Regions from separate parts of the Homo sapiens genome. Here all the other regions are linked to region 1. A link is a loop called in an ENCODE intact Hi-C map of the cell type or tissue named here. Cell type or tissue: mammary epithelial cell. All regions are shown on one strand. Links, peaks and the distances in the headings refer to the core of each region. The heading gives the core; the rest is flanking DNA. Region 1 has its middle 56 kb from the start of GLYAT. Region 2 overlaps LPXN (leupaxin). Region 3 has its middle 53 kb from the start of CNTF. Region 4 has its middle 39 kb from the start of GLYATL1. Region 5 overlaps GLYAT (glycine-N-acyltransferase). Region 6 has its middle 32 kb from the start of CNTF.

Region 1 (5,415 bases), core at 151-5,150:
AACTTTAATTTTTCAGTCAGAATCATGAAAGTTGAATCAATTGAGATGTCTACGGTGTTGGCTACTGTTTCTGCTGTGAATTGTTGGTCCTTTTTAGTTCAGGCATGAACAAGATTACTTTTTCCTCACAAATTTATGTGGATGGTCTGCCAGTGTGGGCTTCATCTTTTACATCATCTAATACCTTCTTAAAACAAGTTACCCATTTATAAGCTGCTAATTTTGGGACGTCATTATTCTATAAACTTTTCATAAAGCATGAATGATTTAATCATTCTTCCACTCAAGCATCATTTTAAATTTGGTTTTTGTTTTTGCTTCAAATTTACCAAAGTGCATGTTGCTCTGATAGGGGCTGTTTCCAAACTGATGTTTCATCCTACTTAGTGCGTCAAAGTAGATCCTTTTCATACATGTTATAACAAGTTAGTGTAAGTTGATTTTAGTGCCAAGAAAATGTAAGTTCCGTGCTTACTTTTTGTTATGTTATGTTTTGTTTTTGAGACAAGGTCTCTCTCTGTCACCCAGGCTGGAGGGCAGTGGCGTGATCACAGTTTACTGCAGCCTCAACCTCCTGGGCTTAAGCAATCCTCCCACTTCAGCCTCCCAAGCAACTGGGGCTACAGGTGCGCACAACCATGCTCAGCTAATTTTCGTATTTTTAGTTCAGATGGGGTTTGGCCATGTTACCTAGGCTGGTCTTGAACTCCTGGGCTCAAGCAATCCTCCAGCCTCAGCTTCCCAAAGTGGGCCACCATACCTGGCCCTGTCATAGTTTTTTTTTTTTTTTTTTTTTTTTTTGTATATATAACATGCATTTTCTGTGAACTTTTTTGAAGCCCTCCAGTAGAAGGAACAGTGGAGGCAAAGTATGACAAGTGCAGAGCTAGCATAATCCTGAATAGAAAAAGATTGAAAACCTTTTCTCTAATATCAGGAACCAGACAAGAATGCTACTTTTACCACTTTTTATTTAGCATAGTATAGGAAGTCCCAGCCAGAGCAATTAGGCAAGAAAAAGAAATAAAAGAGGTGGTTTGTTGTTGTTGTTGTTTTTTCCCCCAAGATGGTGAATTAGAAGTTTCTAGCATGCCTCAGCCACTTGGTAATAACAAGATAGTGAATAAAGATAAACTCTGTGAGCTTTAATTCAAGAAGGAATGTGGGACTCCACCAGAATTATGAAGAACACCCCAGATCCTGGAGAGAAGAATGTGGGTGAACAGCCCTTGTTGTGGTGTCCAGCTGAGAAAAGTGAGTAAAGCTTTAGGACATGAGAGAGGTAGAGAGCTTCCCTCTGTGACTCACTACTCTACTGGGACCAAGCAACGCAGGCTGAGGGAGAGCACTTTATTTCTCCCAAGCCCTGGAGATAACTTGGGGAGAAGCTTAGACACAGAGTGAGACACCAAGAAAAGCTACAGTATTTTTCTCAGACCCAGGACAAAGAGCAGGATGCCATTTTTAACATGGGCGCTTATAAAGTCAGCCATTCTTTGGTGACTCAGCAGTATAGCCACACAGGCATTTTCATTTCTGTCCAGAGATTTAAGAGCCTGCTCTGGAGTGGGTTAGAGGCCTCTACAGCCAGAACTGTGAAAAGTGCCTTAGCAGTAGGCCCTGGAGTTGTGTTCTTCCCCATTGCAGGCCTGGCTTCGCAGGAGAGCTGTCTCATCTGCAGTTTTTCTTGGGTGATGAGATTTGCAGCCAGGGCCAGCTTGGTGACCTGGTGCTGGTCAGCATTTGTCATTCCTTGGTGTCCCAGTCTACTGCCCTGAGATCATGGTGCAGTGAGGTCCTCGCCACTCCATCCCCAGGCAGAAATCTAGGCATTCAGAGCCCCTGTGTTGTGGTCAATACTGAGTGTCAATTTGATTGGATCAGAGGATAGAAAGTATTGATCCTGGGTGTGTCTGTGAGGGTGTTGCCAAAGGAGATTAACATTTGAGTCAGTGGGCTGGGAAATGTAAGAAAGGCAGACCCACCCTTAATGTGGGTGGGCACCTTCTAACCAGCTGCCAGCATGGCCAGGGTAAAGCAGCCAGAGAAAAGTGAAGAGGTTAGCCTGGCCTAGCCTCCCAGCCTACATCTTTCTCCTGTGCTGGACCCTTCCAGTCCTCAAACAATGGACTCCAGGTTCTTCAGTTTTGGGACTCCGACTGGCTTTTTCTTGCTCCTCAGCTTGCAGATGGCCTATTGTGGGACCTTGTGATAATGTAATTAATACTTAATAAACTCCTCATTATAAATATAAAGAACAGGTTATTAATTATATAGTCAATATATATAGTATAGAGTTTATTATATATAAAATACTATATATATAATTGGATATATATATCTCCAATTAGTTCTATCTATATAGAGAACCCAAATACAACCTGATTGCATGGACCCACAGCCTGAGCCACCACACTCTTCATGAATATAGATCGTGGGTCAGTGGGGTTATTTCTGCTCCACACTCAGGCAGATCTCCAGGAATTCAAAACACCTCCTTGCCTGAATCAGCAGCCTGAGTCAGCCAACTCTTTCTGTGCATAGATCATGGTACAGTGGGTCCCTCTTTCCTGTACATGTAAACAGATCTTTAGGCATTTGGATCACCCACTGACATGGAGCCTGAGTCATCACCTTTCTGTGAAGAGATCTGGGTGCAGGAGGGCCCTCTCTATGCCATGCTCAGGGAGATCTCCAGACATTTGGAGCACCTGCTCACCCATAACAGAAGTCTGAGTCAGCCTACCCCTCCTGTGCAGAGAGCCTGGTGCAGGGAGGCCCTCTCCACTCCTTGCCCAGGCAGATCTTCAGGCATTTGGAGCACCCACTTGCATGGACTAGCAGCTGGAATTTCCCTACCCTCCTTGTGTGGAGAACTGGGGTTGAAAGTGTTTCCTAGCTCCACATCCAGGCACAACTTTTGGGTGCTTAGTGGCTGCCCACTGAAGTCTCTCTTGATGCTGGTACTCTTGTCTGCAATTGGAGGACCTGTAGGTAGACCAAGATGGTCAGGCCCTACTCACCTTGGCCCCTCCCCCACACAGGGCTGAGCAAGGAACTAAGCTCAGACCCTGTGCACTCCATGAATCAGCCTATTGCCTGAGGTAATAGAGAACTCCCAGCAGACAAGGACCAAGTATAATGTACACCCAGCCAATTTCCCCTCAGCTGGCTCTTATCCATAAGCGCCATCTACTGGCTTGCCTGTCAAATTGCACAGCCCAATACAAAACCTGTGGCTATAGAAGCAAAGTGAAAAGATCCTCCTATCCAGCATTCTCCACAGTCATAACCCCTGGGTTGGGGACGGAAGGAAGATACAATGATTTTAGGTCCCACATCCAGAGCACAGTAGTATGAGGGATGGGCTCCCAAGGCCTTGGGAAGCTCCACCCTTGTGACTTTGAAGGGTGTAGCCTCCATGGCTGCTCTCATGGGCTGGAGTCAAAAGTTTGGGCTGCAAGCCTGAAGCCTTCTGTGTTTGTGAGCCGATAGTGAGTTCACCATCTTTGAGTCTGGAGGGTAGCAGCCCCCTTCCCACAGCTACTCTAGGCAGTACCCTGATGGGGACTCTGCGTGGAGTCTCCAGTCCCACATATCCCCTTGGTACTGCCCTAGAAGAGTTTCTCTGTGAAGGCTCTGCCCCTGTGGCAGAATTCTGTCTGAATACCCAGGCTTTCCCATACATCCTCTGGAAACTATGTGGGAGCTATCAAGCCTTTTTCATTTTTGCATTTTGTGCACCTGCAGGCTTAACACCATGTGGAAGCCGCCACTGCCTATGAATTGTGCTCTCCAGAGCAGCAGCCTGAGCTGTATCTAGGACCCTTTGAGCCTTGACTGTGGCTGGAGTAGCCAGGATTTAGAGAGAACTGTCCCAAGGCAACACAGGGCAGCTGCACCCCAGGCCTGGCCATTGAAATGATTCTTTCCTCCTAGTCCTCTCGGCCTGTGATAAGGGGGGCTGCCTTGGAGATTTCTGAAATGTCTTAAAGGCCTTTTTGCCATTGTCTTGGATGTTAGCCCCTGGCTCCCTTTTGTAATACTAATCTCTCTAGTAACAGGTTGTTCTGCCCACTGCTTGGATTCTTTCTCTGCCAAAGAACCAAGCTACAAATTTTCCAAACTTTAATGCTCTGCTTCCTTTTAAAATAAAAGTTTCAGCTGGGCACTATGGCTCACACCTGTAATCCCAGCACTTTGGGAGGCCGAGGCAGGCAGATCACGAGGTCAATCCTGGCCAACATGGTGAAAGCCTGTCTCTACTAAAAATACAAAAATTAGCCAGGCATGGTGGCAGGCACCTGTAATCCCAGCTACTTGGGAGGCTGAGGCAGGAGAATCACTTGAACCCAGGAGGCGGACATTGCAGTGAGCCATGATCACACCATTGCACTCCAGCTTGGGCAACAAGAGTGAAACTCCACCTCAAAAAAATATGTATATATGTAAATATATGTTCAAATTTTAAGTCATTCCTTTGCTTCTGCATCTGATCATAGGCAATTAAAAGTAGCCACACCAATTCTTCAATGTTTTGCTGCTTTAAAATTTCTTCTACTAGATACCATAGGTCATCACTCTTAACTTCAACCTTCTGTAACACCTAAGGTTCTTGCCTAGCCATGCCAAAGAATTGGGGTTGTGGCTGACCACAGTGAGTGATAGAGACTCAGACTGAGAGAGAGTGAGCAGTAGGTTTTATTGAGCAGAGCAAGAGTACAAAGCTTCCACAGCATGGAAGGGGTCCCGAATGGGTAGCCACTGGTGGTTTTGGGTGATTGCCTTTTAAACTCTTTTAGGCGGGAAATACGAGTGGCGGGAAGATGTTACCAGAGCAAGAAACAAAGGCAGTAAATTATTTTGTGCCATGTCTTAGATTTTGAGGAAAACTGGAATTGCAACTTAGGTTTTATCTAAGTTGACCTTTTATCTTATCTTATGACCTTGCAGCAGCCTGGCAAAGGAGACAGGATCTTACAGGACTTTACAAAGTATGTTTACAAGGAATTGGAATTGGGAATATAGATAAGGTCCCCTGGTCACAGAAAAACAGGCAGTTAACATTTCTTTTACTTTAGTTTCGAGGGAGGGGGAAGGGGGAGAGGGAGAGACGACAGAGAAACTTAACAGCAAAATTTTCTCTGTTTATAGCTTTCTTGGGGAAGAAAACACATGCACAAATCCTGGTGTTAGGAATATTTTAAGCATAAATTTTCAATATTATTCATCCAGGACTGAAGTAAGTCTTCATGCAGGAAATGAGTGAGTTTCATAGCTTTCTGAACCCCTACTCGACCCAGAAAGCCCAGCTGGCACCTCCTCTCACTTCCAGAGGTCCTTAGGATGTGACACAATGCATCCAAGCATTTTGCTAGGGCATAACATGGGGGAACGTTTACTCTACTTCCTAAT
Region 2 (5,415 bases), core at 102-5,101, 260 kb before region 1:
CACAAGTCCTAGTCTCAGCATCCACTTCTAGAAAAACCCCAAATTGTGAGACAATCTAGGGTAAGTAGTAGCTTCACCAGGTAGTTTGTGTAAGGGAACTGAGTGACAATTCCCCCCACTCTGTCTTTCTTTTCCTCAGATAGTGTGTTATACGGCCCATCTTGCCTCCTTTACTGAAAGCTCTGAAAATTTCACCTTGCCCAACTCAAAAATTATCTTATATATCCTGTAACTTTCTTCCGTCCTACTTTTCCTCCATTTCAAAATTTTCAGATTATCTTAGGAAAATCTCCAAGTTCTTCATTTTATTTTTGAGCCTCCAATATTTTCTAACTCATGTCTGAAAATGCAAGAGCACCTAGAGACAGAAAGTCCTATTTTCTAAGTGTTATTGAACATAATGAAAATAACCACTTCAAACTTCCAAAGCATTGAAAAGTGTCCCTAAGGTCCCCTCTCAGAATCACTATAAATGTCTTCTTTTTCCTCCTTAACTTCATATAAACCCAATTTTCTTTAAGTAGCACCTTTCAGGATGTAATGGACTGAATGTGTCGTTCCAAAATATGTTGAAGGCCTAACCCCCAATGTGGCTGTATTTTAAGTAAAGAAGTAATTAAGATTAAACGAAATCATAAGGGTTGGGCCCTGATCTGATAAGATTGGTTTCCTTACAAGAAGAGACACCAGATCTCTTGTGGTCTCTCTCTCTCTCCCTCTTTTCACCCTGTGAGGACAAAGCAAGAAGGCAGCTATATGCAAGCCAAGAAAAGAGCCCTCAACAGAATTCAAACCTGCAGACCTTAATCTGAGACTTCTCATCTCCAGATCTATGAGAAAATAAATTTCTGTGGCTTAAGACACCCCATTTATGGTATTTTGTTTTGGCAACTGCGCAGACTAAGACACAGGATAAATGTAAATTGATTTCTCTTATAATCGTCTAATTTTTCTTCCTTTTTTGTTTGCTAGTGGGGTATCAGGATGTTTTAAAACTAGTTTTCACTATAAAGAGTATTGCAGTAATATCAAATACGTAATAGTTCTCTCTGGATTATAATTAAACAAAGTAGCATGAATACCATCATTTCCAAAACAATTTTAAATCTTAGAGGATGACAACACCCTCACAACCTTTTTCTTCCCCTTTGTAATAGTGACAGATACTGCAAAATTGGACAGGAGCAAGAAGCTTGTACTCTAAATATGCGAGCTATCCACAGGATGACTTAACCTTAAACTACAGAGTTTCACTGTGCTCTGGTGTAAAAAGCATCAAGAAGTGATCAAACACTATTTTTGTGTATTAGTTTTTCATGACGATATACAATATACGTTCTGTACCAACACTGAGTTTATTTGTTCAATGTAAACAAAAAAGAGAATTTATTTGCTCACATAATTTCCTAGTCTATGGTTAAGATGCTGCTATGGTAGAACTGAGTGGCTCAAAAAAAGAAAACACAGCCTCTCCATTACTTGGTTCTACGTTCCACTGTGCTGGCCTCTTTCTCAGACAGCCTCCCCCAAGTGATGATAAAAATATTTATCAGCAGCAATGGGTTTTTATTATCCGCACAACTAGAATTCCAACGAATGGGAATGTTCTTTCTGAATAAATCTAGTAAAGGTCATTGGCTTTGCTGAGGTCACATGTCTATCCCTGATCCAATCACCTTCCTTCAGAAGAACAAAGTACTTTTATTGGTCAGACCTGGGACTGTACCTATTTCTGAGGCTGAGGTTAAAGTCAGCCTTGCCTAAACACATGGACCAAGAATGGGAGATGCAGTTCTTTGTGGAGAAACTAGACTGTGGGGAAAAACAGCTCAGAAATTCACTCCCCTTTCATTTCACGTCCCATCCTCAATTATATCCAATAATATTATTCAACATAGCATATCAAAGTCCAAAAACATTAAAATCCAAAATCAAATTCTCTAAGTTAAAGTTTAGAGAAAGTAAAGCCTTCTTTGATTCCTTGGTCTGTTCATTTTCAGCTTTAGGAGTTTTTCCAGTAACACCTGTGATCTGAGATATCTCTCGCTAGAATGGAGGTACTTATCCCAGGAAAAATGTTATTCCCATAATACAGTATTTATTGTGATTTAATGATATCCAAAATAGGAAGGGAAGATGGATGGCTCTCAACAGGGTGCCAGGAAGTTTATGCAATTGTCCGTAATCCATGGTCTATGAACCTAAACACAGTTAGGAGACTTCTCCCCACGGAAAATCAATTTAGGCACTATACGCTGACTATATCTAAGGTAGGGGAATGTCCTACATAAACTGTCTCCTTTCTTATAAATTTGAGACAACACTGCCTTCTGGCAAAGTTATAAATTTGCAACAAGTACAACCCAAGCACCAGCTTTTACCTGAGATTTCTTTCTTTTTTATCCTGTGGATCCCAAGAGATTTCCATTTCCCCACTGAGCTCTGTGTTCCCAGCACTTAATGTGCTGCACTGATGGTACCTAGTAACACAACCTCCACAATATTTTGGGGACAGGCAATCTCTTTTTCAGTGTCATATTTCAGTGGCTGCCACCACTGCCTTATTGAGGACGTGCTTATGCCTAAGACACTCGCCTCTAAAGGAAGCTGCTACTCTTTCTCACCTTGATTTCAGCTGCAAGATCTCCTTTTCCAGACTGCCAAACTGAAGGTGCTTTTGATGCTTCTCAGTGGTGCGCCCCTAGGGGCCCAGGAAGAGCAGTGCCACTGCCGCATGTTCCTCAGGACACCAGCATTCCTGGCTCTCTCCTCTGCCTTTGGGTTCTGTAAAGTTCTTGGACATGATCCCTCAGGATACTGACAATGCCTGCTTGCTTACCTTCTACATTACCTTGAAACTCAGAAACTCCAATATTTTCACTTTTGAACACACGAATTCAAGATTCATTGTCCTCTTCCCGCTTCTTACCAATATCCAGCTTTTAAAGTATTCACATCTCCTCCACAAAGCCCTTGTGCTTTCGGGAAACTTAGTCCTGCTTGTAACTTTGGAAATAATTCAGTTTGGTTTAAGCCAAGCTGCAGAATCCATTCCCCCAGCAAAAATTACTGGTATGTGACCTAGGCTAGACCAGTGAGGATGAATCCCAGAACTTTTGCTTGCAAATGCTCGATAAAAGCACTCTTGCTCCCCCTACTGGTTATGAAACAAGAAGCATGCGCTGGCAGCCATCCTACAACTCCAAGAAGAGTGTGTGATAGAACTTGGATGGAAAAATAATTGTTGTCTTTATCAAAGTATTACCTTGGAAGAGACTAAATTTACTTCAAAGAAAAACTGACCAAACTAATTGAGGGACTCCCCTTTGAGAATACAGTGCCAACTCTAGAGCATATTCCTTTCTATATGTTTATATTCACTGGTGGAAAATCCCTGTCCTGTGAGGGTGGGTTTTATTTTTTAAACATCCTAGAAGTTACTCAAAACCAAAAGTAAATAAGTACGTGATCAATTTTAGTAATGGCATTTCCAGGGTTTTTAAAAAGCAGAACTTTTTACTTGTGAGTAGTTTCCTTATTGCTAAAACACTGGTCCTGAAGTCAGTATCTCTTTTTGAGCAAATAAAACCACTTCCGTTCAATGTGGGAAGAAAGTGTTTTCACTTCTTAATTACATCTTAGTGAACTCTGGATTTTCTTTGACATTTAAAAATAGTTAAATTCTATTGAATCTCAAAATAGCTAATCCTTTTTAAAAAAGTTTTAGCACCTGTACATTTCTTTTTAAGGGCTAAAACTCCAAGTTTATTTTGTCAAATTGCCAAGGCAACCAAGAACATTGCCATATTAACACCTGCGTGTGACATCGTTGAGTGAAGACATTGCAAAGAGGATGTTTAAAAGTTGAATGTGTGTTCTGCATAGTCTGGCGCTCTCAGACAGCCAAACAGGATAGAGGCCAGATGGTTCCGTATCTGTGTGGCCTCCCACATATCTTACATGCATTTGGAGTTCCTATTTTATAGAATTAACTGTTGCCAATTCCTTGTAACTCTCACAACCCCCTTATTATCCATTCCAACAAAGGACATAGATATAATAAAGTTTGGCAAGAAACATTTAATCCATTTCAGCTCTCCCAAGTAGTACTATTCCTCTATCAATCTAAAGACATCAAATTTTGTCCTATTTTTAAAAATACCTCCAGTGAAGGAGTTTTCGCCAGTAACTTATCTCAGAATCAAGGATTCTAAGAGTCTGGTTTTTGTTATAACAAATAATCACACAATTATTTTTAAGACCACGGGAAGAAAGATATTGTACTGATCTTCTCAATATCCCTTTTGCAGAAAGATTAGTCCTTGTGAAGCTTACTTTTATAAAAAGTAAACTGTAGGACAGTAAACTGACAGGACATAAGAAAATCAGATTCTCTGATAACCTGACAAGCTTTTCTAAACATTTACTTATAATATTTTGAGATGAACAAATGATTAAGAGGAATTTTTCTTTGAGTCTTGGCTTTCCTAATTCTAGATAATAATCATTTGAGCTTTATTTATAGCATCTTTCTTCAGAGATGCTCTAAGAACAGCCATCTCATTTGTCTTCAGGAGGCAAATGTGAAATTGTGTTTCATTTTTTACTTTAGAAATGAATTTGTGGCTGGGCGCAGTGGCTCACGCCTGTAATCCCAACACTTTGGGAGGTCGAGGTGGGTGGATCACCTGAGGTCGGGAGTTTGAGACCAGCCTGACCAACGTGGAGAAACCCCATCTCTACTAAAAATAGAAAAATTAGCCTGGTGTGGTGGCGCATGCCTGTAATTCCAGCTACTCAGGAGGCTGAGGCAGGAGAATTGCTTGAACCCAGGAGGTGGAGGTTGCGGTCAGCCGAGATCGCGCCATTCCACTCCAACCTGGGCAACAAGAGCGAAACTCCATCTCAGAAAAAAAAAAAAAGGAAAAAGAAATGAATTTGTAAGGTTTCTAATGGAGAGCCAGGGTTTCTCCTCCTGTAAACAAAGTAATAAAAACAATTTTAAGAAGCTTTGTCATTTTTAAAAATGATTCAATCATCTAAGTCTAGAAAATAAAATGGTTATGGGACCAAACTAAAAAGAAAAAAAAGAAAAATTAGTGAAAAGGAGACCCTCCTTTTAATTTCTTCTGATTAAAAATTTTAAAGTGTGCATTGGATGGAAGGAAACGAGGTATGATATAATCTTAATTGTACATAGTGCCTAGTATATAACACGGGAAGCAGAAAGTTTATCTCCCAAACAAATATGACAATGAGTTATTGAAACCACAAGCCAGTTTATTTATCAATGATGTCAGTACTCAAAGTTGTCCAGTTAAAATCTACTTCCTCTTGAAAAACAAAAATACACTGAAGGAAGATGCAAAGAGCTAAAAGTGGTATCATGATTCCACAGCAGTGATTGTAAGACAG
Region 3 (5,415 bases), core at 102-5,101, 110 kb before region 1:
AAAAACAAAAAAATCTAGTGGGAGGATTGCATTGGGTTTTCTTCTCTTCACCTCCCGCCATGGCTAAGATTTTTCCTTCCTTAGACTTTCTCTGTATAATTAAACTCTGGTCATCAGTAGCCCACTGAGCCCCTCTTCATCTAAAGCATAACTTTTAAATGCTTTTGTGCAGTGGGCCGCTTGACAGTCTGGGGAGGCCTATTACCCCATTCTCAGGATCACGAGTCATGAATGGGGGAAATAAAACACAAGGAATATGAAGGAAACAAAATTATATTGACATATAGTTATCTGAATATCTTAAATTAATTACATCATATCTAGCTGCATCTAGCTGCAAAGTCTCATATTTAATGAGTTCATTATACAATCATAAATTAAATACTTTCAATATTATAAGAGTAAATGGTAGTTCAGTTATTCTCAGCTATAATCAGATATGAAATTTTCTCACTACCATCTTGATGAAGTCAGGGATAATGGAAATCTCTGGTAGTTTGGTACATACATTTATAATTGAAGAAAATCCTAAATTATGGTTGGAAGTTAATAAAAATAAAGATACGATTTTTCTTCTCTTCAACTTTAGAGAGCCCTTGAATTTAAACGAATGCCCAGGCAGTCTGTGGACACAGATGAAATGTCCTTGATCTAAAAAGCTTCATTTCTCTTCAGCGAAAGTTCTCCCCATGAAAACAGGGCTTCTAAAACTGCCTTCCCTCAAAGGCTGTACAAACATGCATTCCTGGCAATAACCTAGAGGAGTGCCCATTTCTCCATACTCTCCTTTATAGCAGATGCCCTCAAATGTATTCACACTTTACCAATCTAAAAAGAGAGAAAAAAAAGGTAATTGCATTGTAGTTTTATTTTGCTTTTTCATAATTTCAAGATTTTCATTCAGCTTTGGTTTCTAATTTCTTTTTAATTACAGATTTTTTTTTTTTTAGATGGAGTCTAGCTCTGTTGCCCAGGCTGGAGTGCAGTGGCACAATCTTGGCTCACTGCAACCTCTACCTTCCGGGTTCAAGCGATTTTCTTGCCTTAGCTTCCTGAGTACCTGGGATCACAGGAGTGCACCACCATGCCCAGCTAAATTTTGTATTTTTTAGTAGAGACAGGGTTTCACCACATTGGCCAGCTGGTCTCAAACTCCTGACCTCAAGTGATCCACCCACCTTAGCCTCCCAAAGTGTTGGGATTACGTCCATGAGCCACTGCACCTGGCCAGAAAATCTTTATATAACATGCATATTATAGAAAGTTCCCACATTCCCTAGGTAACTGTCATATCTGCAAAATATATAAATTGTATAGAAAAATTTAAAAAATTCATGAAACTAAAATAATTTTACTTTTCACTGCATTTTGACTAATTCATTTCTTCACTTAATAAATATTGAGTAATTATATACCGGAAACCTTAGTAGGCACAAGATGGGAATAGTGACCCCAAACTATAATTTTCAGGCACTTTCCCCTCCCCACTTGAGTAATTCAGTATCAAAAACCTCATTATCATTCTCTGTGTGTTTGCAATCCTTGCAAAGGGAGGGTTGCATGTATGCATGATAAGCACACATTCATGATACACGTGTCCCACGTTCACCTTGGGGTGGAGACTTAACATTTAAATCTATTACAATTAGAGATGCCTGTGGAACAAGGAAGTCACCTTTAAGGAATGGACTTGGTTTTTGTTGCAGTGCCCACTTTGAGAACTCTTCCTTGAACAGGTTGGACCTCCCACTTGTCATTCTCTCATTCACAAGTGTTCTGGCCACAGTGTCCTGAGGTCACAGTTTCCCAGTAGTTGAGTTTTAATAAAAAGCAACACTTATTAGCTAAGTTAAAATATACCCCAACAGAAGACGAGATGGACTCCCTGTAGCTAAAATGAGATAAACCCAAAAAATTTCATAGCTAGGAGGATGAGGGATCTGTAACACATCCCGGTGTTATTAATTGCCATAGGTTTTTTTTCCCGGTAATTACGCAGAAACTATCACCTGAAAAGCATTGCCAAAAAACACTACAGTTGGAAGATTTCCCAGCTGACCCTGACAGAGTGCCGGTTGCCAGCCTACTGAGACAGCCAAGTAAAAAGGGTTCCCCGGCAGGACTTCCGACTGGCCTGCGCACTGGGAGGAGTGCGCACTCGGGTGAAGCCTTGAGGAATTTCCTGTTGGTTTGCAGTGAGGAGGAGCCTGGCTTCTCCTGTTCCGGGTGGTAACCCGGTGATTCCAGTCTATGAGGTGGGAAGCCCACTGGCAGGACTCTCGCTTTGCTGAGAGTCCCTGTTTCCCCATTTTTCCTTTTCACCCAATAAACCCTGTCCTTCTCACCCTGCAGAGTGTCCGCAAGCCTAACTTTTCATGGTTGTGCGAGAAGAACCTGGCTTTTAGCCGAACTAAGGAGAAAGTCCTACAACACTACAACACTCTTCCCTACCTTGCCTGGCTCCGTCCTCTACCATGCTGTCCTGCCATAAGTCAGATTGGACAGAGGACGGGTCTTATAAACATTCCTTATTGATCAATAGCTGCAGACCTTAAGCCAGTTTCAGTCAGCTTGTGGACATTGTTCAAAAATTGTCTGTATGTCCTGTAGTTTACCTTTTGATGTAAAGGGCCGAATTCCACTTCATTTTAATGTTAAATCCTACCAAAATGTGAATATGGGATGTATGTTCCATATATGTTTTCCACTGTGCAATGCCTGACTTCCCTCATGCATATTTGCATTTTTTCCCCACCCTGCTAGTATGTATGTAAGGCTGAGTGTGCGACCCAGATACCAAATAGCAGCCCTCCTCCGTTCTGCGCAAAGTGCACTTTCCCTCTCCCCAGGGCAGCGTTTCCTAGATCCGTGGATTGTTTTGCCTTCTGCAAATAAAGTCTCCTCTTTTCCTTCATCCGTGAATTTCACAATCTTTGTGAATAGATACATACTATGCATGAGGCTAAAATCACCTGAAATCTCAACAACTTAAACTCAGAGGCACTCATCATCTTTCAGCGTTCTCAGGGAGGGATCCTGGTTCTGCAGCCTTGGCTACCTCTGCTGCCCTCTGCTGGCGGAGCGGAGTCCGCAAAGTCCAGAGCAAGGGACTGCCCTGGGATCTCCAGGCACACTTTGTCCTGAACGTTGTCAAGGGCTTTCTCCAAAGCCATATAGGTAATACAAATTCAAATCATCCAGCAAACCAGTGCCAGGATACCTATGAGGCTATGGAAGTGTTATTCACGCAGGCATACATTCAGGAAATGTCATCTCCATCATTCCAATTTCCTAGACCTTGTTGTCATTCTTGAACTACTTTCTCTCCCTTAGTCCAGGTCTTCTGAAACTCCTGGACTGGATTAGATGTGCAGGAGATTTATTAGGAGACTGTGAAGCAAAAAGAAAGGGAGCTGGGGGAGGCTGGGAGAGCTGTCAGTCTGCAATCTAAGTCTACTTTAAGTCTCCCTCGTGGAGAGAAAAAAAGAGGAGGTATTAGGCCCACGGGGTTCTTGGGTGAAAATTGCCCCATCAGAAGAGTCCCCTGTCTTCCTGCTGTGCTGTTACAGGCAGGAGAAGCCCGTGAGAAGCATGAAATCAGAAGTAAGAAGGGTGGATTTCAAAGCCAGCTACTAGGGTCACTGGTCAATGATATTACTGACAGAAGGAGGTCTGAGGCGTGAATTTTCGTGGCCTCCACACCGCACGTTCAATCAGTCAGCAAATCCTTTTGGCATTACCTTTAAAGTGTCCTACCACTTCTCAACATTTCCACCATTCCCACTCTGGTCCAACCCTTCACTGTCTCCTTGCTTCCACCTTTGCCTTTCCACAATCTCATCTCAATACAGCCCCTCAGTCATGGATGTCTGTCTCTTGCTCAAAGCCCTGCTCAGAAAAATAGCCACAGTCTTCACCATGGCCCACAAGACCCTACACGTGATTACCCCTTGTATCTTTTTGCCCTTATCTCCCTCAACTCTTCCCTTTCCCACACTGGCCTCCTTACTGCTTGCTCTGTTTTCAACACCCATGAATCTATCTATCTATCTATCTATCTATCTATCTATCTATCTATCTATCTATCATCTATCTATTATCTATCTATCTATATCTTCTATTTACCTATCTCTATCTATCTATCATCTATCTCCTATCTATCTACCTATCTATCATCTATATCTCTATCTTCTATTTACCTATCTTATCTATCTATCTATCTATCTATCATCTATCATCTATCTATCTATCTATTCTGTGTTTTTAGACACAGGGTCTCACTCTGTCACCCAGCTGGAGTGCAGTGGAAAGATCACAGCTCACTGCAGCTTCTGGGCTCAAGTGATCCTCCTGCCTACCTCCCATGTAGCTAGGACTACAGGCAAATGCCACCTCTCCTGACTTCTTTTTTATAACAGGGGGTACATGTGCAGCTTTGTTACATAGATATATTGTGTATTGCTGAGGTTTGGGCTTCCATCAAACCCATCAACACCTGTAATACACGAGTGAAAGTTGTGTTTGAAAGGCAAGAAGAGAAGGACCAGCTCAAAATCAACAGATGTACAAGTTGGAACAAATTTCACTCAGGGCTGTTATTTATCAGAGCTAGTTTATGCATAACTTGGCGGGTTGACCCTTGACTCCATTTTGATTTTTGCTAAGCATTTTTCAAGTAGGAGCACTGCCAGCTGAACTATTAGGCAGTTGAAGAAATAACAAGTACTACTGACCCTTGGATGAGGGGAGGGACTCACACAGCAATGGCAAATAATTGCCACAATTTGGAACATACTCTATTCCATTCCCCAGAATACCAGGGGCATGCAACAGTCATTTTCTTAAGTATGAATAGGAATTTCCAAACTCAAAGATAAAAAGGAAATCAGGAATCACCAAATATTTTACCAGGAAAGAGGGGAATCAAATTCAACCAATGAATCTATCTATCTATCTATCTATCTATCTATCTATCTATCTATCTATCATCTATCTATCTATCATCTATCATCTATTATCTATCTATCTTTTACCTATTATCTATCTATCTATCTATCATCTATCTATCTATCTATCTATCTATCTATCTATCTATCTATCATCTATCTATCTCTATTCTTTTCTGTTTTTAGACACAGAATCTCATTCTGTCACCCAGCTGGAGTGCAGTGGAACGATCACAGCTCACTGCAGCTTCTGGGCTCAAGTGATCCTCCTGCCTGCCTCTCAAGTAGCTAGGACTACAGGCAAATTCCACCACTCCTGACTTTTTAAAAAATATAATCAGGGCGTACATGTGCAGCTTTGTTACATAGATAAACTGTATATTGCTGAAGTTTGAGCTTCCATTGAACCCATCACCCAAATAGCGAACATCAGACCCAATAGGTAGTTTTTCAACCCCTACTCCCCTCC
Region 4 (5,415 bases), core at 108-5,107, 110 kb after region 1:
CTCTTATTAACTTAATTATCCATAATATTCCCTTAGTAATTTTTATTCAATCACTAGTATTTGTTTCTAATGCTCATAATTGAACACAAATTTCTTTACTATTATATAAAATAAAGTACCAGTTATTCTCCATTTTCTCCTGTACCCCAATAAGACGACATCTTCCAATAGATTCATTTCCCTGTTCTGCTGCCTCCTCACATCCAGATGAGTGTGCTAAGTGAGACAAATGTTTTTATTCTTCTACCATTCATCCCCCTGAGACCAATCTCTGGCTGTTTTAGTTCCAGATGGTCAGAATTTCCCTTGCAGTGTGTCTCTTCTATTTAAAGAACCCTTCTTTAAAGCTTTTATTACACTTCCTGGAGAGCCTAACATTGTCCATTTAGAGTTAACTTTCTACATAAAATTGGCCAGATTGTTTTTAACTCACTATTGTTTCCTCTTTTTTTTTTTTTTATCTGCTCTTATCTGAGATCTCTGTTCCTATTTGATTAGTTAAAATTCTTTCTCTAGGCCGGGTGCAGTGACTGACGCCTGTAATCCCAGCACTTTCGGAGACCGAGGCGGGCAGATCACGAAGGTCAGGAGATCGAGACCATCCTGGCTAACACTGGGAAACCCCGCCTCTACTAAAAATACAAAAAATTAGCCGGGCGTTGTGGGATGCCTGTAGTCCCAGTTACTCCGGAGGCTCAGGCAGGAGAATGGCGTGAACCTGGGAGGTGGAGCTTGCAGTGAGCCGAGATCGCGCCACTGCACTTCAACCTGGGCGACAGTGCAAGACTCCATCTTAAAAAAAATAAAATAAAATTCTTTCTCCAATATTTCCTGGATGTAAATATGCTACTGATATAATATGTGAAGACTTTCAAAACCACAAATATATTTATTTGACCCTCAGAAGAATATAATTTCTGCAGCCTTATAAATACGCAAATATTTTTTCTTTTACACTCAGGGGACTGATGCCCTATGAATCCACATTTTAGGATGACCAAATTTAATTTTTTCCATTTTATACATAAGGAAACTGAGGTGCAAAGAAAGAAGGTAACCTTGAACCTTCATTCAAGGTCACAAAGCTAATAAGAAGTGGATGACTAGCGATGAGGGCTTCAGGTTGAGATTAACAACCAACATCACAGGATATAATAGGGTTCAACCCAACTTCAAGTTCATAAAATGAATGGACATTCCCTGATCTTCCCTCCACTCCCACCCCCACCTCAGGGGATTTCAGGATGTACAGGGCAAAGCTGTCTCCCTCCACTCCCAACCGTTTCTCAGTCAGTGTGGGGTGTTAAGAACTCCTCACTGCCCCTCTTGAAGCTTACATTCTGGAGCAGGGAGGCAGAAACTAAACCAAAAATTAAAAAAACAAAAACAGTAAACATATTTCCTATAAACTCAGGTGTAGTATATGAAAAACAACACATGATTTGACGACAGAAGATGATGGAGGGAGAAAGAACAACAAATAAATAGGAAAAGAGGCCTCAGATACGAGCAGACAAAAAGGAGAGGAAACAGGAAGGGGTTAGGACGGGCCTCCACAAAAGACTGGCATTTGACAGACAGCTGCAGAAAGAAGGAACAGAGCCAAGCACATACCAGCGGGTTAGGGTTGCAGTCTGAGAAAGCACTCCAGGAATCACCCAAGATGGTCCACTAGGGTGAACAAAGGACATACTTGAACCAGCATTTAGATTCATCTTCATCTAAAAAATAAGAAATTAAGTGTGCCTAATATTTATTTAACATGTTAATTACAACAGAATATATATATATACACACACATACATATATAGTTGATGCTCAATTTGTTAAAAATTTGGTATGTAAAATTAAAGCTCAGAGATTACTCTTGCGTACGGCAATAAGCTCCTGAAAGGCAAGGATAGATTTCACCCCTCTCTGTATTTTCAGAGTCCATCGAATTGTGTGGAACAAAATAGGTATCAGTAGTATTTTGGGGGGTGGGGGGAGATCGAAACCATGCGGAGCACCGGAATTCTGTGTAAATCATTTAAAAAAACCTCCTCTGCTTTACAGCAGAGTCCCTTTTCTTTTGTATTTTTAGTTGCAACTAGCCCCATGCCTTGTAGATGACCCCTAAGAAATGAATGAGTGAATGAACGCGTGGACAGCAGGATGGATCAGTGAGTGAGGAGCAGTGATTCGCAGGACATGCATGCATTGAAATCCTGACAAAGCAGCCTCTGCAAAATAAGAGACCTTAGGCTTTGGTGTCTGACAGAAGATAAAATTATTCAAGGGCTGTCCTTGGGCAACTTAGTTGAGGTTTCCTAATCTATGAAACAGAAAATGATTAAATAGAAAGACGATTGCGAAAAAACCTATGGAAGGTGCGAAAGCAGGATGCCTGGCATTGAGAGACGCTTCACACCTGTTATCTCTCTCCCTATTCTCTCTCCACTCCTACTCCCGCCCGGCAGCTCCCCGCTGTCAGCACCAGAAATACCCGCTAAGAATACGAAAAGCAACGCTGGCCTTACACCGTGACGCTTTTAAAAACTCTAAAAACCCAGCGTGACGGGGGGTAGGTTTGCCTAAAGACAGGTGAGGCAGCCTTAGTTAACTGAGAAGGTTAATTGACAAAGAGGGTTGAGCCACTATGAGCCGAAGCAACCTTGGACTAACAGGTGTATCTTCAGCCAACACATGTCCCAGCATCTCCCACGCCCATCCCTCCATTTAGCACCCAAAATGCAGCCTCCTAAGAGAATGGGAAGCTTGGGGGGGTGGTCAGCTTTGGCTTTCATGGAAGCTACCATTGGCTTTCATTGATGTCAACCCATTAAGGGAATCTTCGAGTCCAAGAACGGAAGCTACCATTGGCCTTAATCTTCACCTCCCGCTTTTCTTCCCTGCTTCTTTTCTCCTCCCTATTCCAGTAGGTTAGTTCTCTGGCGCCATCAGCTGGCAGCACGCGGGAATATACCAAACGCGGAAACGCGCCTTCGCCTGCCCTGAGTAACTGCAAATCCAGGGCTGAGTGAGGTATTTAAGCGCTTGGCTTGTGTACTCAGGACGGTGCTAAAAGGGGGCTGCCTGCGCGGATCCTTTTCCCACAAGATGCAAGTAAAAAAGCACCGCTGACGCCCTGGGAGGGTCACAGAGAGACAGGCGGGGCGGTTGACCAGCTGAACGGACTCACTTCTAAGAAATGCAAATTACCGAGCCACAGTCCAACCAAAGGTATCAAAACAGGATCTCTACCGATGGAGCTCAGCGATATGTGTTTTGACCAGCTCACAATAAGATTTTCATGCATCATACATTTTGCTTGAGTTTCTCAGGTAGTTATGTTGATGTCCGGATTTGTTAAAAGCTGCAGATTACTGGGCCTCACCCCAGACCTATTGAACTTAAATATATTTGGGTTCCCAGAATCCCCATTAAAACAAACAAACAAACAAACAAAACACCTATCCAAGTGATACGGTTGAACTTTAAAGTAAAGAGAATCACAAACTGGCAGATCTCTTTAATTTATACTTAGGGAATGGAGACTTCCCCCACCCCCACCAAGAGGGAAAGGAATTTGCTCAAGGTCTCCCTGCAAGATCCTAAGAAAACGTGAAGCTCTAAGGTTAAAATCCTACCTGACAGCCTTTCCCTCCCCCAACTAGTCCTGTGACCTCTAGCAAATTATCCTGTCCTAATCTGTGAAATGGGATCAACAGTCACACCTACCTCAATGGGTGACTGTGAACATCAAAAGAGACCAAAATGAGTCAACTACCAAGCACTGCCCCACTGGAGGTAGACATTGAACTAAATCTTGATCACTCTACCCCCCATTCATCTCCGAGTACCACTGTATGAGGATGGAAGTGAAGTCACCCAGCCACATGTTGGTCCCAAACCATGTAAACCTCTACACACAGCTCAGTGAATATTTCTTTACTTGAAGAGAGAGAGAGGCTCCTTGGAGCCTCTGGAGTCTGGAGGTGGATGTTACCATCCCCATGAGTGCATTGTCTTCCTAAGATAGGATGGACTACGGGGTCTATATGGGAAGTGTTAGCTGCCAGTACTTCAAGGCTGGCTCCTAAGCTGTTGCTGGAGGCTTAGAGACCCCATTTCAGCTATCTATCAATAGGGGCAGGTTGTTAGCAGGAGTGAGTGAGGTGAGCCCACTATGAACCCACAGGAGGACAGGAAAAAAACCATCTCATCTAAGCTTTCACATACCCCATTGCAAGCTCCATTATGTGGTGCCCAGGCCCTTATGTCTGACACATCCCCAGAAGCCAATTCTCCTCAGTCCTTCCTGCCACTTCTGCCATTGTACATCCAGACAGTTCCACTCTTTTCTTCTGTCAAACTCCTACTCATCTCTCATCCATCAAGTCCAAATATAAATCTCATTCTCTGTGATATACTCCCAAGGTAGAGGCAGTGGTGCCTTCCTCTGTATTCCCAGAACATGTTGTTTGCAACTCTAAATACAGACATCAGCCTACTGTTAGAGTTTAGAAGCATCTTTTAGGGGTTCATGAAGGAATCCCTTTCCATAAACACTGGCCTTACTCCCTAACTTCACCAGACCTGGCCTTAGTGCTTGATCCATTCCCACCTCACCCGACCATGTGAGGGCTTTTCTTCTTTGTGGGTTTGACTACCACAAAATGACCCAACGACCAGTTACTTGGCCAAAAGTATTCTCATCACATTTATAATAAAATCCAGCCAACAAGATGCTTTCTGCCAAGGGAATGTTCTTTTTCAGGGCAAACACTCTGTCCTCAGGGATGCTGGACAACTTCCACAGCCCCATGTAAGCATTAGCTGAAAGTGAGGCTTCCTTGGTGGCTCAACAGATTCCCTGAGCATCCCTACCCTGTCACTGATATCAAATTGCAGTGGATTGCATCCAAGCTCTCAGACCATAGCTGCAAAAGGAAAATCAAAGCTAGAGCTCTACTCTGGACCTATAGCTCTAGGTAGTTAGTTTCTCTGTGAGGGTCACTTTTATACTTAAGGAAGAAATGGAAGATTGGTACTAAAAATGACGTCAGGTTACTTATTCCAATTGTGTGGTTCAGCTGTTACTCCAATGATGAGCAAATGAAGAGGAATTAGAAGCATAGCTATTCCTAGGCTCAAGGAGCAGGGAAGCTCTGGAATTGGTGTACAGCAGTGCTGCTTGGAGTACCATTACAAAGGGACAAGAGTGGTTCAAGGGGAGGTAAAATACAGGGCACCTAAGACACAGGGAATCTGGGAAACAAGGCAGGATTTTGTATTTATCATTTGCCATGATCTCTCTCTGTGAACTTTCTTCTCCCTTTTAATTTTCCCTGTACTTTAATTATATTTCTCAGGCCTGGTGCAGTGGCTCATATCTGTAACCACAGCACATTGGAAGGCTGAGGCAAGCAGAGC
Region 5 (5,415 bases), core at 303-5,302, 72 kb before region 1:
TTAGAACTTATTTCCTTTATCTAACTGTGGGTTTGTATGCATATAATTATTTCTGAATTCTTTAAATAATGAGATAAAGATCAAATATTCAATTTATGTTGGAAAATTCCAGAACAATACTATTCATTATCCACATATCACGTTAAAATTTCAAATAAAAGACATAACCATTTAGAAAGCATTCTTCTTACCACCATCATCCTCAACAGGAAGAAGAGAAAGGCAATTGACAAGGGAAAGCTTATGTCACAAGAATAAATTTTACTACAGTTCAAAGACTTGCAGAATACACAAACTATGACCATGGCAGTATGAAACTTGATATTGATACCAAAGAAGATTAAAAACTAATTCAAAATGCCTTCTTTAAAAAATATGTTGGTTAAACCAGTTGCAGTTCCAGAGAAACAAACAATCCACTTACACGGAAAGAGCTTCTCAAATTAGTAAATGACAGATACAATTATTTACAGGAAGAAGGTGGATGAAAATATTACCACAACTATTATAGAATTAAAAAACTTTTTAAAAAGTTGGAAAATGTTGCACAAAAAACCCACTCACAAGTCAGCAATGATACCACTGACACATTTTGTTGCTTAAGACCACATTTAATAAAAGATCAAATAATTTTATTTCAGTTTAGTTTTCATACCATAAATTTATTCATTTCATATATTGTTTATTTTTTTATTTTGATTGGCAAATAAATGATTGCATATATTTATTAACAATATGTTGTGTTGAAATATGTATACATTTTGAAATGGCTAAATCAGGGTAATTAGCATACATATTGCTTCCCCTATGTTGAACCTGGAGGACATTATACTTAGTGAAATAAGCCAAACACAGGCAGATACCTCATGATCTCCTTTGTATGTAGAATGTAAAAATGGTGAACTCATAGAAGTAGAGAGTAGAATGGTAGTTATCAGCAGGTAAGGTGGGGGAAAGTAGAGGAATTGGGTAGTTGTTAGTCAAAAGATATGAAACTTCAGTTATAATAGTTATAATAGGAGGAATAAGTTCAAGAGACATATTGTACAACTCGGTGACTATAGTTAATAACAATGTATTGTATTCTTGAAAATTGCTGAGAGAGTAGATTTTAAGTGTTCTCACAACAAAGTGATTTTTAAATAACTTTATTAGCATTAAAAGTATATTTGTGTTTTCTGATGTTTTGAAATAAGCTTATGCATTTTTATCTTGAAATGTGTTAATTGTTTAGTTTCAATAATTTTAAGTGTTTCCTCAAATGTGTATAGAAGTTCTATCATTATAGTTTTGCTTTTCATAGTTGATATGGTTTGGCTGTGTCCCCACCCAAATCTCACCTTGAATTATAGTTCTCATAATCCCCACGTGTAATGAGAGGGACCAGATGGAGACAATTGAATCATTGGGGTGGTTTCCCCCACCGTGTCTTTGTGATAGTAAGTTTTCATGAGATCTGATGGTTTTATAAGGGGCTTCCCCATTTGCTTGACTGTCATTCTTTCTCCTGCCACCATGTGAAGAAGGTCGTGTTTGCTTCCCCTTCTGTCAGGACTGTAAGTTTCCCGAGGCCTTCCCAGCCATGCTGAACTATGAGTCAATTAAACGTCTTTCCTTGATAAATTACCCTGTCTCACATATGTCTTTATTAGTAGCATGAGAACGGACTAAAACAATAGTCACTCTAACTCATTGTCCTTTTTTTTACAACTTTATATCTGTGCTCTTGCTATTTTCTCTGCTTAGAATGTCCACTTTTCCTTGTAATCCTGACAAAAGCATATTTTTCCTACAAAATCCAGTTCAGATGAAATCTCCACCAAGAAGTATACTGAACTTATCGGGTAGCCCCACCTTTGACTTCCATAGTTTAATCAAGTTTTATTTGGCCTCTTTCTGTATCCTGTTTATCTTCTGTTCTTGTATACTTCACACTTTATTGGTTGATCTATCTTGTCTTTCAGACTCCGAGCTTCTTGAGGATGGGGACTTGTTGACTATTACTATGATTTACTTCTGCATGCCCTGGCTCTACCATATTGCTAAGAATGTAATAGGCACACAGCTAATATAAATATAGAAGAATATTCACACATGGAAACTTACCTGCTCCTGAGGGCAGACAACCACTGTATTAAAATCAGGCCACTTGTCCACCACAGCCTTCAGATTGAATGGATTTCCATGGTTTATGTGAAAGACAGTTCCATAAACCTGCAGGATCCCAAGAAATTGACAGGGTTGGTTTATTTGAAAAAAACAGTAAAGTTTCTTGCTTGATTAGGACAAAAATTATTTCTATAAAATCATGACATTTTATGATACAAAGTAGCCAAATGGAGAATCTAAGTCAAAGAATCTCTGTGTGCTATTTTTTAATCTGTACACAGAGGGCAGACAACCACTGTATTAAAATCAGGCCACTTGTCCATCAGAGCCTTTAGATTAAACAGATTTTTGTTCAATAATAAAATTACTGATATTTGCTATTTTTCATCATTGAACATATTGTGTACCTATTTCTCTATTCACAAGCATACAAAATAATTTTCAATTACTTTTAATGGCTGAATAAAATTTCATTACATGGATGCATCACAGTTAATCACTTGCCAGTTGATGACATCTCAGCTGTTTTCAACTTTTCACTCAAATAAATAATTCTTTATAGAATGTTCTTTCACAGGAATCTTTGCATGGGTACCTACCATTTTCTTACAATATCCAGAAGAGTAATTGCTGGTTTAAAGGCTATATACATGTTTAAAACTCTTTAGCATTGTTTCCATATAACTCTCTGGAGAGCTTAACTGAATTCTTATCAGTCAGCAGAGACTATAGCCTATTGCTCAAGAGAATAAGCTTGGGGTCCCCTAGCCTGGGTCCATTCTTAGATCCCCACCCTTGCCCTGTTGGACAAACTAATGAGAGAGAGGGGTGAAAGAGAGGGTAGGAGGTGAGAATGAGTGAGAGTAAACCCCACAGACAGTAAGTGTCCTTATGATTTTGGGGTTGTGGTATGCAGTAGTGGATGTCAGCATAGATCTCGTGACCATTGTGAACATGAAGTTTCAGCTGATATCAGCATGGAAATACACCAAAAAGGTGCTGTGCACTTGAATGCTTTCCATCAAGGATAGATGATAGAACCATACCAGTATATTTCCCTCCTGCTGCCCCTACCCCACATGAAATACTGATGTTAGACTAGGGAATGAAGGTGAAAAAAACTCTAAATCGACTAAGTCTGAGTTTATCTGAATTAATTCTGTTTTCAGCCATGAGTGGAGGCTTAATATAGAAATTTAGTACAGTTTTGGCAAAATATAGTGGTTACATTTTTACACATTTGTACCTGGGGCCTATTAAAATGTATTTACACTATAATATTATCCATTGCAAAAATGAAAATATGTGAAACTCTTATTTTTTCTCATTGTTGTGGCCTAATTTATTAAAATCCTTTTTAGTCCTACTGGACCCCAAACCTAGTGTGAACCCAGAAAATCTAAGACAGGTCTCAGTTAATTTAGAAAGTTTATTTTGCCAAGATTGAGTGCACACCCGTGAAACAGCCTTGGGAAGTCCTGACGACACATGCCCAAGGTGGCTGGGCACAGCTTGGTTTTCTACATTTTAGGGAGATATGATACCTCAATCAATATATGTAAGAAGTACACTGGTTCAGTTTGGAAAAGTGGGACTTCTTGAAGCAAGGGCATGAATACTTGAAGTGGGGAAGAAGCTTTCAGGTCACAGATAGGTGAGACACAAATGGTTGTGTTATTTTGAGTTTCTGATTAGCCTTTCCAAAGGAGGCAATCAGATATACATCTTTCTTAGTAACTTTGAATAGAATGGGAGACAAGTTTACCCAAAGCAGTTTCCAGGTTGGGTTTTCTTTAGGGATTTGGGGGGGCCCAAGATATTTTCCTTTTATATGCCCCCCATCCTTTTTGTAAAATCTTTTGGAGAAAGCATTTAACAATAAAATGAGTCTCTGGTCTCAGGTTTCATTTAATGTCTTACGGCTAGGACAGTTTATTTCTAGATGGGTAGGTCCCAAAATCTCATTTTTAGCATGTTGTGAAGTCTCATGTCCTATGAAGAGAAAATAGGGTGAAAGGGAGAAAAAACAACAACAAACAAAAGAACAATCCTGGAAAAATAGATATAGGCCACATTATTCTAAAATCCATACATTAATAGGCAGGTATGAAAGTGGCTTATGTATGTAAACAGGTTGCTGTTATTTTTTTCTGAAGTTTAAGTTGTTTGGCTTCAGTTTTCAGGGTTTTAAGAAAGCACAGCTTAGTTTTCAGTTATTTCAAATTAGGAAAAATGAAAAAAAAAGAAGAAAAATAAATTTAAAACATTATTTTGAAGACTTGTAGCCAAGAAAAATAGAATTCAGTTCAAATTGTAGAAAATAATAAAAATTGAAAAATAACATTAGGCGAGACTAGAATCTAACAACAGGTGTACTATAGTCTTGAAATATAGTCTTTTTCTCTCTCCAGTTTCCCATTTTTACTAAAAACAAATTATGGTAGGACTGGTTTGCTTTATTATACTTGGCCTAATTATTTGTATACAGTGCAGCAAGAATAATTATTTTTTAAATAGGCTTTTAAATTGGCTTTGATGAAACTTTGTTCCATAGGAGGAGTCTCAGATAAGACTTTTTATAGCAAAACCTAGCCATGAATTTGTGCCATCAAATACCTATGAGTTGGATGAATTTCTTCTCCTCTTGAGGTTCCATGTTAAATCTGGGGCTTCTGTGTCTGTTAGAAAGTGACATTCTTTATTTACCACAGTCAGAAATCCTGTACAGGGACTGTGTACACAAAATATATGGACATTTTTTTCAAGGGCTTTATTGGCTCCAGAAGTCAAGTTTGATTTCTTAAAGGAAAGCAGTTAAAGCCTTAGTAAAATAACCAGTTTCTCCAATTGTTTCCTGTTACAAATGAAAACAGATTCTTATTGCACTTATGCAAATAAATGTATTACCATAAGTTAAGAATACTCACAATTTCCAAATTCTGGAGAAGTGAGGTAGAGAGAAACAAACATGCTCCAAAGTTTGTTCATAGGAGTATACTAAATTGTTAAAAGCTGTCAATAGCTCAAAAGAAAAGTTTTAAGACTGAAAATCAAAGGATCAGCAAACATTTTAAGTAAAATGTGAAAAAGATTGGTTCAGTCCATGTAGTTAATTCCTATTTTGCTTGATACTCATTAACATTTTATCTCTCTATGAGTCCTGAAAGTTTTTTCTCTATTCTGATGTCACAATCTCCAAAGTTATCAGAAACCTGCATTTAAGAGTACCTGTTGGAGTTTTATAGCTGATTATAAAACCACCTTCTAAAGAGGACCAACACAAGGCAACAATTTTCCATGGATGAA
Region 6 (5,415 bases), core at 114-5,113, 130 kb before region 1:
GAGATTCTTTGTAATTTACCTGTTGATTGTCTTTTCTTTTCTTCTTTCTTTCATTCTTTTGTTTTCTTTCTCTCTCTTTCTTTCTTTTCTGCTAGGTTGTTGTCTCCTTTTCAGCTCTAGATGACAGCTTAAGCCTAGGTCTGCCTCTAAACAATCAGAGTGCCTCCTGTCTGGAATGCGGTGGCCTCAAAGGGGATAATGGGGGAAGGCCAGATAGGCGTTTGTGCCCAGAAGACCTGTGGAACAAACCTCCTATAGCATGGTGCTGCTGAGCAGCCACTCTGATTTGGCATCTCCTTTGGCTGACTTACAGAACAGAGTTTCCAGGGCCGGAGATGATAGTCTCACCTCCCCCATTTGTCTCTGGCTGTCCTCTGAGATATGTTTTCCTTTAGGCATTTCCAATGATTCTCTTGGGTTGAGGCAGAGACCTGTTTCCTATCAGGAAACCCAAGATGATGGGGAAGCTGTTTGTCAACCTTGATCTCACTTTTACAGTGCAGAAACTGTGATTTGAGGAGAAACTTTTCACATACTTGGTGTTGAGCAGATTTCAGGGAGCAACATTGCTGATATGGATATCTGATTCTCTTACTGTCTGCTCAGAGCTTTTTCTGAGCATCTCTCTGTGGCTCTGGGAACTATCTTCTCCTCATATTTGAGTTCTGGGACATTACTGGTGATAATCTTGGTGCTGTATTTTTTTTTCTGGTTTTCTAGGACAATGGGAGGTAAAACTAACTTGCTTCTATGCCACCATTTTGGAACCAGAAGTTACAAACTCTACACTTTTCACTAGCCTGTATTCTTGTATTTTATCAGCTTCATGCTTTTATTCATGCTTTAGGCTGTGCTAATCCTCCTACATCTCAGCATCTTTTTCTTACCTGTGTTGTAACTGGTCTCCAAAGGCAGTTCCAAATTAACCACCCACCCCAGGATTCATCCCACTTGGAAGTCCTGTTCTACAGTGAATCTGTGCTGGCCCTGTGACTCACTTTAATTAAATATTGCAGACATGAAGCTGTCCCTACACCTAGAAGGCCTGGGTGCTTTCATATCTAGGAACCCAAGCCAACCAGCTATTCTAGCTCTGTCAGCATCCTGGCTCAGCCTTTATGCTATTTTCATGTAAGTGCTAGATATGTAGCTGAACCATGTTGGACAGTCAGGCCTAACTGAGCTCCTGGCCAGCATACCAGGGAACACAAGTGGTGTCCTGCTGAGCCCATTGAAACCACAGAATAGTGAGGGAAAAAGGACTGTTGTTTTAGACCACCCGGTTTTGTGGTGGTTTGTTATGTAGCAATAGAAAACCAAACACCACTTTCAAGGCCTTTCTCAAAAGCCACTCCTTTAGTAGGCGTGTCACTATCCCACTACTGTCCCATTCCACAGCTGGAAGTGGGAATCACATAGTTCCATAGTGTAGTCAAACAGAAGATATTTAGCTTCCTGAGTGGAGCCTTCCAACTTGTCTTTGCCTCCCTAAAGTGTATTTCATAAATTCAGCATGTTTTATAATCAGTGGGCCTTTTTAGGTGAGACCAGCAATTTAGGAAAAACTGTTAAGGGGTAGAAAAATTTGTGGTATACAATTACCCCCAGCAGATCAAATGTGCTTCCTACAGAGATAAAACTACTATCCAGAGAGGGGATCATAGCTTTTGATTTTGAAAGTTAGCCAGTTTACAGCTTATCTACTAGAGACAGGGATAACTACCATATTAAGGAAATATAGAGGTATAACCCCAAGAGCATGTATAAAGAAAAACGTGGAGGGAGATGATATGGTTTGGCTCTGTGTCCCCACCCAAATCTCATCTCAAATTGTAATCCTCAGGTGTTGAGGGAGGCACCTAGTGGGAAGTGATTGGACTATGGGGGCGGTTTCCCCCATGCTGTTCTCATGATAGTGAGTGAATTCTTACATCTGGTGGTTCTAAAAAGTGTTTAGCAGTTTCCCCCACACTCTTCTGTCTCTCTCCCGACACCATGTAAGATGTGCCTTGCTTCCCCTTTACCTTTCGCCATGAGTGTAAGTTTCCTGAGGCCTCCTCAGCCATGCAGAAGTGTGAGTCAATTAAATCTCTTTTCTTCATCAATTACCTGGTCTCATGTAGTATCTTTATAGCAGTGTGAGAATGGACTGATACAGAGGACATGACATTCGAACTTCTTGGTTTATAGTGCAGGCTTTTCACTAAATTGTTACCCATGACCATACTTTCTGCCTGTTTTAAAAGCCAATAAAATACAAGTCTTCTTTAGTGATGAGCAGTTGATTTTATTCTGGAAGCCTGGAACTCCTCGCTGTGTCAGCATCACCGACCAGCAGAGGGCGGTGCAGATGCAGAGGCACACATCTCCCTGCAAGTGAGAAACGCTGTGAGGAGTGTAATTTGCTGGCAGCGCCCAGGGGCTGCCCACGTGGGATGGCACTTGGGCCAAGTCTGTACTCTCCCCATGCTTCCTCTAGGGGACTGAAGGGGTCTTTCTTAGAAAGATCTTGCAGCTAAAACTTGAAGAATGAACAGAACTTACACAGACTAAGAGAGATAGCAAAATGTTCTAGCAAAGGAATTATTCATAAGCCAGACTACAAGCAGAATGTCACTCCTCTCCCTTGGTTACCAAGGAACTGTGCTCCTAGCGGATCCACCTCCTTTCCACGAATGGTCCTAAATGTGACCTCACCTTGAATCTGAAAATGCTGCTTCTGGTTGATGGGCCCTGTAAATCCTCTGGGTTCTTACCCAGGTAAGTGTTGGTGTCGTGATCAAAGTCATCTGTCGTCTTCTGGAGGGGTTGGGGAAAAAAAAGTGTTGGACTTTGAACACTGGAGAACCTACGTGGACAGAAAACCTGTTCCTCTATTTTGGCATAAATATCACTGGGGAATGAACTCAGGTCCCAAAAGAGAGCAGTCACTTCCACACATTCTTGTGGCCAGATGACAGTTGTGTTAAAATTAAGCAACCTGTCCACCAGCACCTGGAGCTAGAATGCTTCCTCTGGTTTATGTGGAAGAGAAACCTATAGCAGCTCGAATAGGGAAAGTCAGAACACTGGGAGAGGGCACCAGATCATTGTATGGGTGCGGATAAATCTTGACATAAATTCATAGGCTCTCAGGGATGGCAGGGTTGGGGTCTGTATACAGCATGTTCACTAAGTGGTATCTGCTTGAACAGCTATAGTTACAGAGAACTCACCACCTTCAAAGGCAACCCAGTCTGCCCTTGATCTTCTCTGACTAATAGAAAGGTTTGCTTTCTGCTTAGTAGAAATGGATCTCCCTGGTGATCTCATGTTTCATTCTCAGTTTTGGCCATAGTGAACAATTCTACCTTTTATTTTCACCTGACAGAGCTTCAAGTTGTTGAGTAATATTCAACCAATTATTGCTATACAATAATTGTTATTATACTTCAAACAGCCCATTCTATGTCAAATACTGTGCTAGACATTTAAGATATTATACAGTTTAATCTTTAAAACCACCTGTTGATGCAGGTCCTATTCTCATTTTAGAGTTGATGAAACTGAGGCTGAGAGGCAATAAGTAACTTGCTAGTAAGTCATAGAGTTGGGGTCCCATCCAGACTGGTGCCACTTCAGCCCTCATGTTCTCTACTCTCATGCTTCACATTTACAATCTAAGATGATTAAAGAGCTGAGAAAGGGGTGTGGAGGGAAAAGATTGGTGAAAGGAAAACATACATCCTAAGATGTTTCGTATGTTGGAGAGAATGTGATGTTTTAAAAGAAATGATTGTATTGTTTATAGCTGAACTTGACTTTCTTTAGGTCTAGGATGAAGAAGCTACTGGATTTGGAAGTGGGTGGTACAGGAAGTGGTTCATTGCCATGTGGGACCTGCGCTCCTGGCCATTCTGCAGGTAGCACAATGGTTACAAGTGCAGCCCTGGAGTCAGACTGTGGGGTTTGAATCCTGGCTTTGCTACTCACTTATTAACCATAAGTCCTTGGGCAGCTTGTTTAATTTTATTTTGCTTCAATTCCCTAATCTTTAAAATGGGAACGTGATAGTACTTCCTGTTGTAAGCATTAAATGAGATAAAACATTTAAAATGATATCTGGCACATGGTAAGTGTACCATAAATGCCAGCAATTATTATTGTTTCTGCCCCAAGTTAGTGGCAAAGCAAGGTAGGTTTGGAAACTCTAATTCAGTGCTATTTATTTATTTATTTATTTAGAGACTGAGTCTCACTCTATTGCCCTGGCTGGATTGCAGTGGCACAATCTTGGCTCACTGCAACCTCCACTTCCTGGGTTCAAGTGATTCTCTTGCTTCAGCCTCCCTAGTAGCTAGGATTACCTCCCGCCACCATGTCTGGCTAATTTTTGTATTTTTAGTAGAGACAGGGTTTCACCATGTTGGACAGGCTGGTCTCGAACTCCTGACCTCAAGTGATCCCCCTGCCTTGGCCTCCCAAAGTGCTGGGATTACAGGTGTGAGCCACAGCACCTGGCCTTTTTTCTTCTCTATCTTTGGTAGGCAAATAGATACATTGCACAAAGTATTGTTTGTTTCAGCTGCCATATTCTGATATTTTGAAAAGCATTTAATTGTGGTTAAAAAACACAGAGAAGTTAGCATCTTAACCAGTTTTAAGGGTACCTTGCTATAGTGTTAAGCATGTTCACATTGTTGTGCAATCTCCAGAGCACTTTCCATTTTGCAAAACTGAAATTCCATACCTGTTAAGCAACAACACCGCATTCCCTCCCTCCAGCCCCCGGCAACAAATATTCTACTTTCTGTCCCTATGGATTTGACTACTCTAGGTAGCTCATATAAGTGGAATCACACAGTACTTGTCTTTTTGTGATTGACTTATTTCAGTTAGCATAGTGGCCTCAAGGTTCATCCATGCTGAAGCATAGGTCAGAATTTGCTTCCATTTCAAGGCTAAATCATTTTTGTATGTAGATACTACATTTTGTTTAGCCATTCATCCATCTATGGACACTTGGATTGCTTCCAGTTTTGGCTACTGAGAATAATGCTGCCATGAATATGAGTGTATAAGTATCTTCTTGATACTCTGCTTTTTATTCTTGGGGGTTTATACCCAGAAGTGGAGTTGCTGGGCCATGTGGTAGTTCTATTTTTAATTTCTTGAGGAGCCTCTGTACTGTTTTCCTTAGTGGCTGCATCATTTCACATTCCCATTAACAGTGCACAAGGGTTTCCATTTCTCTACATTCTCACCAATACTTCTTTTCTGTTGTTTTGTTTTTCAATAGTAACCATCTTATTGGGTGTGAGATGGTATCTCATTGTAGTTTTGATCTGCATTTCCCTGATGATTAGTGATGTTAAGCATCTTTTCGTGTGCTTATTGGTCGTTTGAGAACAAAGAAGATATACAAATAACCAATAA

What was found. A loop is a pair of places that touch in the nucleus more often than their neighbours do. Peaks named below come from ENCODE experiments on the same cell type or tissue, not always from the same donor. Only the 100,000 strongest peaks of a DNase experiment are listed, where the experiment ranks them.
Region 2: a loop joins it to region 1, with 11 times the contacts of the local background. A loop is called at or near these places in 2 of 110 quality-filtered maps.
Region 3: it touches region 1 in a loop (9-fold over the local background); 16 of 110 quality-filtered maps call a loop at or near these places.
Region 4: a loop joins it to region 1, with 8 times the contacts of the local background. A loop is called at or near these places in 5 of 110 quality-filtered maps.
Region 5: it touches region 1 in a loop (11-fold over the local background); 11 of 110 quality-filtered maps call a loop at or near these places.
Region 6: a loop joins it to region 1, with 16 times the contacts of the local background. A loop is called at or near these places in 41 of 110 quality-filtered maps.

What each region holds. Positions count from the first base shown.
Region 1 is chr11:58,785,419-58,790,833 of GRCh38, forward strand. No RefSeq gene overlaps it. Among named protein-coding and RNA genes, the nearest start is that of GLYAT, 56 kb to the left of the region's middle. In mammary epithelial cell, for the core only: a CTCF peak has its summit at 3,192 (motif pointing left); DNase peaks (open chromatin) are centred at 2,703 and 3,113; H3K27ac peaks cover 412 bases.
Region 2 is chr11:58,521,612-58,527,026 of GRCh38, forward strand. LPXN (leupaxin) reads right to left here. Exons shown (of 9, transcript NM_004811.3): 9 at 5,260-5,415. Among named protein-coding and RNA genes, the nearest start is that of OR5B21, 16 kb to the left of the region's middle. RefSeq lists a silencer at 2,985-3,279. In mammary epithelial cell, for the core only: CTCF peaks have their summits at 2,699 and 3,160 (motif pointing left); a DNase peak (open chromatin) is centred at 3,130.
Region 3 is chr11:58,672,672-58,678,086 of GRCh38, forward strand. No RefSeq gene overlaps it. Among named protein-coding and RNA genes, the nearest start is that of CNTF, 53 kb to the left of the region's middle. In mammary epithelial cell, for the core only: a CTCF peak has its summit at 3,074 (motif pointing left); no DNase peak of the experiment used is centred there.
Region 4 is chr11:58,898,038-58,903,452 of GRCh38, forward strand. It overlaps a transcript of GLYATL2 not described here. Among named protein-coding and RNA genes, the nearest start is that of GLYATL1, 39 kb to the right of the region's middle. In mammary epithelial cell, for the core only: a CTCF peak has its summit at 2,951 (motif pointing left); a DNase peak (open chromatin) is centred at 2,914; H3K4me3 peaks cover 404 bases.
Region 5 is chr11:58,713,210-58,718,624 of GRCh38, forward strand. It overlaps GLYAT (glycine-N-acyltransferase), which reads right to left. Exons shown (of 6, transcript NM_201648.3): 3 at 2,107-2,214. Among named protein-coding and RNA genes, the nearest start is that of GLYAT, 16 kb to the right of the region's middle. In mammary epithelial cell, for the core only: no CTCF peak of the experiment used is centred there; no DNase peak of the experiment used is centred there.
Region 6 is chr11:58,651,843-58,657,257 of GRCh38, forward strand. No RefSeq gene overlaps it. Among named protein-coding and RNA genes, the nearest start is that of CNTF, 32 kb to the left of the region's middle. RefSeq lists enhancers at 1-358, 990-1,544. In mammary epithelial cell, for the core only: a CTCF peak has its summit at 2,341 (motif pointing right); a DNase peak (open chromatin) is centred at 2,369.